Regions from separate parts of the Homo sapiens genome. Here region 1 is linked to region 2. A link is a loop called in an ENCODE intact Hi-C map of the cell type or tissue named here. Cell type or tissue: GM12878. All regions are shown on one strand.

Region 1 (4,000 bases), 140 kb after region 2:
CCTTGGCAAGAAGCCACCAACAAATAAAAACTATTGTATATCATGACAAAGTGGGAATTAACCCAAGAATGCAAGGTTATCTTAATATCCAAAAATTAATGTAACATACCATATTAATAAAGAGTAAAACCCACAGTCATCTTAATGGACCCACAAAAAGATGGATTTCACCAAATTCAAAGTCCATTCATGTTAAAGGCTCTCAACAAACTAGAAACAGAAAGAAACTTCCTCAATCTATGAAGAGACTTTATCAAAAATCTACAGCAAGTATCACACATAGTAGTGAAAGATCGAACGCTTTCCCACTAAGATTGAGAACAAAACAAGGACACCCAACATCACAACTTCCATTGAACATTACATAGAAGGAGCAATCCAGTGCAAGAGGGCAAAAAGAAAACAAAGAAATTAAAGGCATCCACATTAGAAATAAAGAAGTAAAACAAACTTTATTCACAGATGCCATAAGCCTTTATGTATAAAAAGTACTAAAGAACCAAAATAATAATAATAAAAAACCTATCCAAACTAATACAGACAGTCCCCAACTTATAATCGTTCAACTTATGGCTTTTTGAGTTTATGATGAGTTTATAAGGACTTAACTCCATCATAAGTTGAGGAACATCTGTAAGAAAGTTTAACAAGGTCATTAAAAACAGAGTTGTAGAATGAAATAAATTAAAATCTACTGTATTTCTACATACTAGCAAGAAAAATCCAAAAATGAACCAAAGAAAACAATTCCATTTACAGCAGCTTTAAAGAGTACTTAGAAATAAATTTTAAAAAGAACTGCAAGACCTATACGCAAAAAACTACAAAACCTTGTTGTCAGAAATTAAAGGAGATCTAAACAGAGAGAAACATCATATTCATGGATTGTAATATAAAATATTGTAAAGATGTCAATCTCCCTAAACTGACCTATAGATTCAATGCACTTCCTATCAGAATCCTGCAGAAACTGATAAGCTGAACCTAAAATTTATATGGAAAGGCAACTTTGAAAAAGAACAAAGAAGTTGGAGTATTTATACTAATTTCAAAATATGCTATAAAACTACAGTAATTAAAACTGTAGTACTGTCACAAGAACAGACATATAGATATCAATATAACAGAATGGAGTCTAGAATATATCATTGCATCAATGATCAATTGATCTTTAACAGATGGTAAGGCAGTTCAGTGGGGAAAGGATAACCTTTTCAATAAACAATGTTATAACTAGATATCTATATGCAAACAAATAAATTTACAAAAGTTAAAAAGAATTACAGAACTAAATGCTAAGTGCTAACTGAAACATTTCTTGAAGTAAACACAGAAGAAACTTTTTGTGGTTTCTTTTTGTGTTAGGCAACAATTTCTTAGATATGAAAACCATTGTATATAAAATGAAAATTTGATATACTGGACATCATCAAAATTAAAAACTCACATTCTTCAAAGACACTATTTAAAATCTGAAAAGATAAGCCATAGATTGTAAGTCATACACTTCACAAAGAATGTATATCCAGAACATATAAAGAATTCTTACAACTCATTAACAAAATGACCCAAATGAAAAATGAGCACAAGCTTTGACATTTCACCAGAGAAGACATATGAACAGCTAATAAGCACACTGACAACATGTTCAACAGCACCAGTCATTAGAGAAATGAAAATTAAAATAATGAAATACGACCACACACCAACAAGAAAGAACTTGTATATTTAAAAAACTGATCCACCAAATGGTGTCAAGGGTTGTGAAGGAACTGAAACTCTCATGTGCTGCTGATGGCTATGTAAAATGAACAAACACTATGAAAAAATAGTTTTTAATGATTGCCATTCTAACTGGTGTGAGATGGTATCTCATTGTGGTTTTGATTTGCATTTCTTTGATGGCCAGTGATGATGAGCACTTTTTCATGTGGTTTTTGGCCGCATAAATGTCTTCTTTTGAGAAGTGTCTGTTCATATCCTCCCCCCATTTTTTGATGGGGTTGTTTGTTTTTTTCCTGTAAATTTGTTTGAGTTCATTGTAGATTCTGGATATTAGCCCTTTGTCAGATGAGTAGGTTGCAAAAATTTTCTCCCATTCTGTAGGTTGCCTGTTCACTCTGATGGCAGTTTCTTTTGCTGTGCAGAAGGTCTTTAGTTTAATTAGATCCCATTTGTCAATTTTGGCTTTTGTTGCCATTGCTTTTGGTGTTTTAGACATGAAGTCCTTGCCCATGCCTATGTCCTGAATGGTAATGCCTAGGTTTTCTTCTAGGGTTTTTATGGTTTTAGGTCTGATATTTAAGTCCTTAATCCATCTTGAATTAATTTTTGTATAAGGTGTAAGGAAGGGATCCAGTTTCAGCTTTCTACATATGGCTAGACAGTTTTCCCAGCACCTTTTATTAAATAGGGAATCCTTTCCCCATTGCTTCTTTTTCTCAGGTTTGTCAAAGATCAGGTAGTTGTAGATATGCGGCGTTATTTATGAGGGCTCTGTTCTGTTCCATTGATCTATATCTCTGTTGTGGTACCAGTACCATGCTGTTTTGGTTATCATAGCCTTGTAGTATAGTTTGAAGTCAGGTAGTGTGATGCCTCCAGCTTTGTTCTTTTGGCTTAGGATTGACTTGGCGATGCGGGCTCTTTTTTGGTTCCATATGAACTTTAAAGTAGTTTTTTCCAATTCTGTGAAGAAAGTCATCGGTAGCTTGATGGGGATGGCACTGAATCTATAAATTACCTTGGGCAGTATGGCCATTTTCACGATATTGATTCTTCCTACCCATGAGCATGGAATGTTCTTCCATTTGTTTGTATCCTCTTTTATTTCATTGAGCAGTGGTTTGCAGTTCTCCTTGAAGAGGTCCTTCACATCCCTTGTAAGTTGGATTCCTAGGTATTTTATTCTCTTTGAAGCAATTGTGAATGGGAGTTCACTCATGATTTTGCTCTCTGTTTGTCTGTTATTGGTGTATAAGAATGCTTGTGATTTTTGTACATTGATTTTGTATCCTGAGACTTTGCTGAAGTTGCTTATCAGCTTAAGGAGATTTTGGGCTGAGACGATGGGGTTTTCTAGATATACAATCATGTCATCTGCAAACAGGGACAATTTGATTTCCTCTTTTCCTAATTGAATGCCCTTTATTTCCTTCTCCAGTCTGACTGCCCTGGCCAGAACTTCCAACACTATGTTGAATAGGAGTGGTGAGAGAGGGCATCCCTGTCTTGTGCCAGTTTTCAAAGGGAATGCTTCCAGTTTTTGCCCATTCAGTATGATATTGGCTGTGGGTTTGTCATAGATAGCTCTTATTATTTTGAGATACGTACCATCAATACAGGAAACAACAGGTGCTGGAGAGGATGTGGAGAAATAGGAACACTTTTACACTGTTGGTGGGACTGTAAACTAGTTCAACCATTGTGGAAGTCAGTGTGGCGATTCCTCAGGCATCTAGAACTAGAAATACCATTTGACCCAGCCATCCCATTACTGAGTATATACCCAAAGGACTATAAATCATGCTGCTATAAAGACACATGCACACATATGTTTATTGCGGCACTATTCACAATAGCAAAGACTTGGAACCAACCCAAATGTCCAACATTGATAGACTGGACTAAGAAAATGTGGCACATATACACCATGGAATACTATGCAGCCATAAAAAATGATGAGTTCATGTCCTTTGTAGGGACATGGATGAAATTGGAAATCATCATTCTCAGCAAACTATCGCAAGGACAAAAAACCAAACACCGCATGTTCTTACTCATAGGTGGGAAATGAACAATGAGAACACATGGACACAGGAAGGGGAACATCACACTCTGGGGACTGTTGTGGGGTGGGGGGAGAGGGGAGGGATAGCATTAGGAGATATACCTAATGCTAAATGACGAGTTAGTGGGTGCAGCACACCAGCATGGCACATGTATACATATGTAACTAACCTGCACATTGTGCACATGTACCCTAAAACTTAAAGTATAA
Region 2 (4,000 bases):
TTATCAGTTGCTATTACAGGAAGTTTTATTTCTTCTTTGTACGTTTAACATTTTCCTATAGTGAATAATAAATACTTTAAAAATCACTGAGGATATTTAAACTATAATTGAGATATTTAATGATTCTAAGTCATTAAAGAAAACTGCCAAATCTGTTGGAATCAGGGGATATTGGTGTTTTGTAGAAATCTGGTTGTGATTTATGAGGCTTTATAATTCAAAGTTTTCTATTTTCTGCCATAAAGTCATACATCTTTATTATTGTGATTCCTGACAAAATAATTTCAGTTTATTTGTGTGAGGAAAACATGACTGAGGAAACCATGACCTAAAGAGGACTTCAATTAAAAAAAAACCTGAAAATAGCTTCAATTAAACAACTGAAAAGAACAAAAGTAAAAAAAAAAATTCATCTATTATTGACTAGCTTTAAAAAACACAGAAGAAAGGTATATACTGAGTCTGCCTTATAGCTCTATGTACTGTCATAGTGAGAAAGGATCACAAAGATTAAGGTTCAAAAGCCAGATATTAGTTACACACCTCTTTTTCCAGTATTCTAGTGATCTCTCCTAGGGTCCGATCCAAAGCAGACACTTTATTGTTTGCCCATGAGCCACTGTCTTGAACTTGTACTTGTTTTAGAAGATCTTTGGCTAATCGCTGAAGCCTTTAATACCAAATGAAAGGAAAGAATGACATTAATGAAACAGACTATAATCTTCATTTCCCAAAACACTTTGAAACACAAGTTACTTTCAGTATTGGATTTGAAAATGCTTCACAGAGCATCTGAGGGGAGAAAAAACCAGACAACCAATAAAGCTAGTGTTATTTTATATTCATGACCACCAATTCATTCTTCATGGCACAAAACAGAACTAGAGGATAGTATTATCAATCTACAGGATTAGCTAGAGCAATTGATGCCTTTAGTTTCTGTATGATTCTTAAATTAGAACAGAATTAGGAAGGGGGAGAAGGCCAGAGGATGAGAGCAGAGAAAATGAGTATAAGAACCTGAGCAGGTTTTTATATTTTGATTTAAATCTTCGAATATTATTAGCTTTATAAACTCTCAGAATGTTGAACTTCCAAATGTTTGTTTACAGGCAGTTTGGGGATAGTCTGCTACTGCTCATATCATTTACTTAGACGACAGAACATTTATTTAGTTTTCACCAAGAAATACCACATTATACCTAGACTGTAAGAGTCTTCATTCAGATCACTGTGTGCATTACTTCTTTGTGGCCCCTACCTGGTACCTCACTCTTGGAGCAACCCTCCTCTGCTTTCCACTTATTTACTTGAGAATCCACTAATAGATGCTCACCAGATCTCCCCACTTTTCCCCTATATATCATCCCCGTTGCCTTAAATTTTTATCTGTGGTAGATTCCACAGTACATCATTATAATCATTTTCTTGCAAATGTCCTACATTTCCTCTCTGTTGTTCTGTTTTTTACTCTTCTTAGACAAACCCCAGCCGTGGTAATAATGTTTGTTTAGCTCTTACTATGGGCTAGGCACCATTCTCAATGTCTTGCATGCATTAATTTCTTTAGCTGGATTAATGAAAACAACTGGCAGACTTTTCCATTTCTGAACCTGGCAGGGGTGGGGGTGTGGGGGGAGTCAGACCATGCAAAATACTGGTAGGACTACTGATTCAAGATCTTATTAAATCTCCCTAGGGTGTTCATTCTCCCACTATCCACAAAGGTTTGCTTCATACATTCCCCACTCTCTTCAAAAGTCCACCCTTTCCTTTCTCTCTTTTGCTTTCATAAGATGATCCTACATTTCAAAGAGAAAACAGAAGTTATTGGAACAAGAAAATTTTCACTTTCGGCCATAAAATCTACAAGCTTATCTGCATTTCACTCATCTTCTTCTCTGTTCCTCTTATTACAGTCATTCCTTCCAGACAGGACTAATTTCACCACACAGGATGTATGCATGAGTTCTTTCTGGATCTCAAGCTCTCTCTTCTTCCTGTCTCAGGTCTTTCTGCAATGTTCTTCATCTTTTCCTTCTGAAATGCTTCCTCCACTCCCACATTACCTAGAACATTACTATTTATCCCTCAGCTCTTAGCACAAACATTACTTTCTCTGATTTGACTATTTCTTCAAAGCACTCATCATAAGAGAATTAAAAATACTTACTGAACTAACTGTTTAATGTGTGCTTCTCCTATGCAAAGCTTTACAAGGGAATTTCCTGAAGTGATAGAAATATTCTGTGTTTTTACTGTCCAACATGGTGGCTAGAAGCTATTGTATTGAACAGTGCAGAAGCAGAGTATTAACTTCATGAGCGAGGTGCTCGTCTATCTGCTCACTGCTTTATCCTTATCATGTAACATGCTACTTTTACATAAGTACACTCATTAGATATTTAATAAATTCATGTCCTACAGAGAAAACTTCTTCTTTACATTAATTTTAACAATATCCAGACCAAGGATGGTGGTTCATGCTTGTAATCCCAGCACTTTGGGAGGGCAAGGCAGGAGGTTCACTTGAAGCCAGGAATCTGAGATCAGCCTGGGTAACAAGGCAAGACCCAGTTTCTACAAAAAATAAGAAACTATTAGCTGGCAATGGTGGCGTGCACCTGTAGTCCTAGCTACTCAGGAGGTTGAGGTGCGAGGACTGCTTAAGCTCCAGAGTTCCAGACTGCAGTGAGCTTACAACACTGCGCTTCAGCCCGGGCAACAGAGTGAGACCTTCATCTCTAAAAAGAAAAAAACCCAATAACTTCATAGGTTACAAAATACTTTCATGTACATGATCTTATTTAATCCTCTCAACAACACTGTCAATAAGTATTATCCCTATTTGAAAAACGCAAAAACTGATGCAGAGCAAGATAGCCAAATAGAAGCCTTCACAGATGTCCTCCATACAGGAACACCAAATTGAACAACTATCCACATAAAAAAGTACCTTAATAAGAACCGAAAGTTGTGTGAATCACCACAGTACCTGATTTTAACTTCGTATCACTGAAAAAGGCACTGAAGAGACAGGAAAGACAGTCTTGAAATGCTGATGCCACCCCTCCCTCCTACCCTGGCAGCCACCCTGTGGTGCAGACAGAGAGTCTATGCACTTGGGAGACAGGAAGCACAGTGGCAGTGAGACTTTGCCTTGGAAATCAGTGCTAGCCTGTTACAGTGGAAAGCAACAGGACACAATTCAGCTGGCCCCCACAGAGAGAGCATTTATACCAACCTTAGAAAGCGGGGAATCGCCCATCCTAGCACTCGGAACCTGAGTTGCAGGTTAAAGTGTTCTGGGGACCTAAATAAACTTGAAAGGAGGTTTAAGCCACAAGAACTGCAATTCCTGGGCAAGTCCTGGTGTTGTGCTGGGCTCGGAGCCAGTGAACTTGGGAAGAATGTGACCTATGAGACCAGCCAGGGCAGCCAAGGGAGTGTTTGCACCACCCCTCTCTCAACCCCAGGCAGCTCACAACTCTGGTACAGACTCCGTCCCTATGCTTGAGGAGAGGGGAGGGAAGACTAAAGAGGACTCTGTGCCAGGCACAGTGGCTCATACCTATAATCCCAGTGCTTTGGGAGGCTGAGGCAAGCGGATTGCTTGGGCCCAGAAGTTCAAGACCAGCCTGGGCAACATGGTGAAAGCCCGTCTCTAGCAAAAAATACAAAAATTAGCTGGGTGTGGTGGCACACACTTGTAGTCCCACCTACTCAGGAGGCTGAGGAGGCAGGATCAATTGAGTCTCAAAGATCAAGGCTGCAGTGAGCTATGATCATGCCACTGCGCTCTAGCCTGGGTGAAAAAGCAATACCCTGTTTCAAAAAGAAGAAGAAGAAGGAGAAAAAAAGAGGACTTTGTCTTGCAACTTGGAAACCAGCTCAGCCATAGTAGGACGGAATAACTGGGCAGAATCCTGAGGCTCCCATTCCAGGCCCTAGCTCCTGGATGGTATTTTTAGACATATCCTGGGCAAAAAGGGAATGGGCT

What was found. Peaks named below come from ENCODE experiments on the same cell type or tissue, not always from the same donor. Only the 100,000 strongest peaks of a DNase experiment are listed, where the experiment ranks them.
Region 1: a loop joins it to region 2, with 2.3 times the contacts of the local background. A loop is called at or near these places in 1 of 110 quality-filtered maps.

The regions. Positions count from the first base shown.
Region 1 is chr15:76,709,779-76,713,778 of GRCh38, forward strand. The region is part of intron 17 of SCAPER (S-phase cyclin A associated protein in the ER); the gene reads right to left. Among named protein-coding and RNA genes, the nearest start is that of MIR3713, 130 kb to the left of the region's middle. In GM12878, no CTCF peak of the experiment used is centred here; a DNase peak (open chromatin) is centred at 1,763; H3K27ac peaks cover 211 bases.
Region 2 is chr15:76,573,615-76,577,614 of GRCh38, forward strand. It overlaps SCAPER (S-phase cyclin A associated protein in the ER), which reads right to left. Exons shown (of 32, transcript NM_020843.4): 23 at 544-670. Among named protein-coding and RNA genes, the nearest start is that of MIR3713, 11 kb to the right of the region's middle. RefSeq lists enhancers at 1,961-2,010, 2,021-2,070. In GM12878, no CTCF peak of the experiment used is centred here; DNase peaks (open chromatin) are centred at 1,927 and 2,937; H3K4me3 peaks cover 305 bases; H3K27ac peaks cover 324 bases.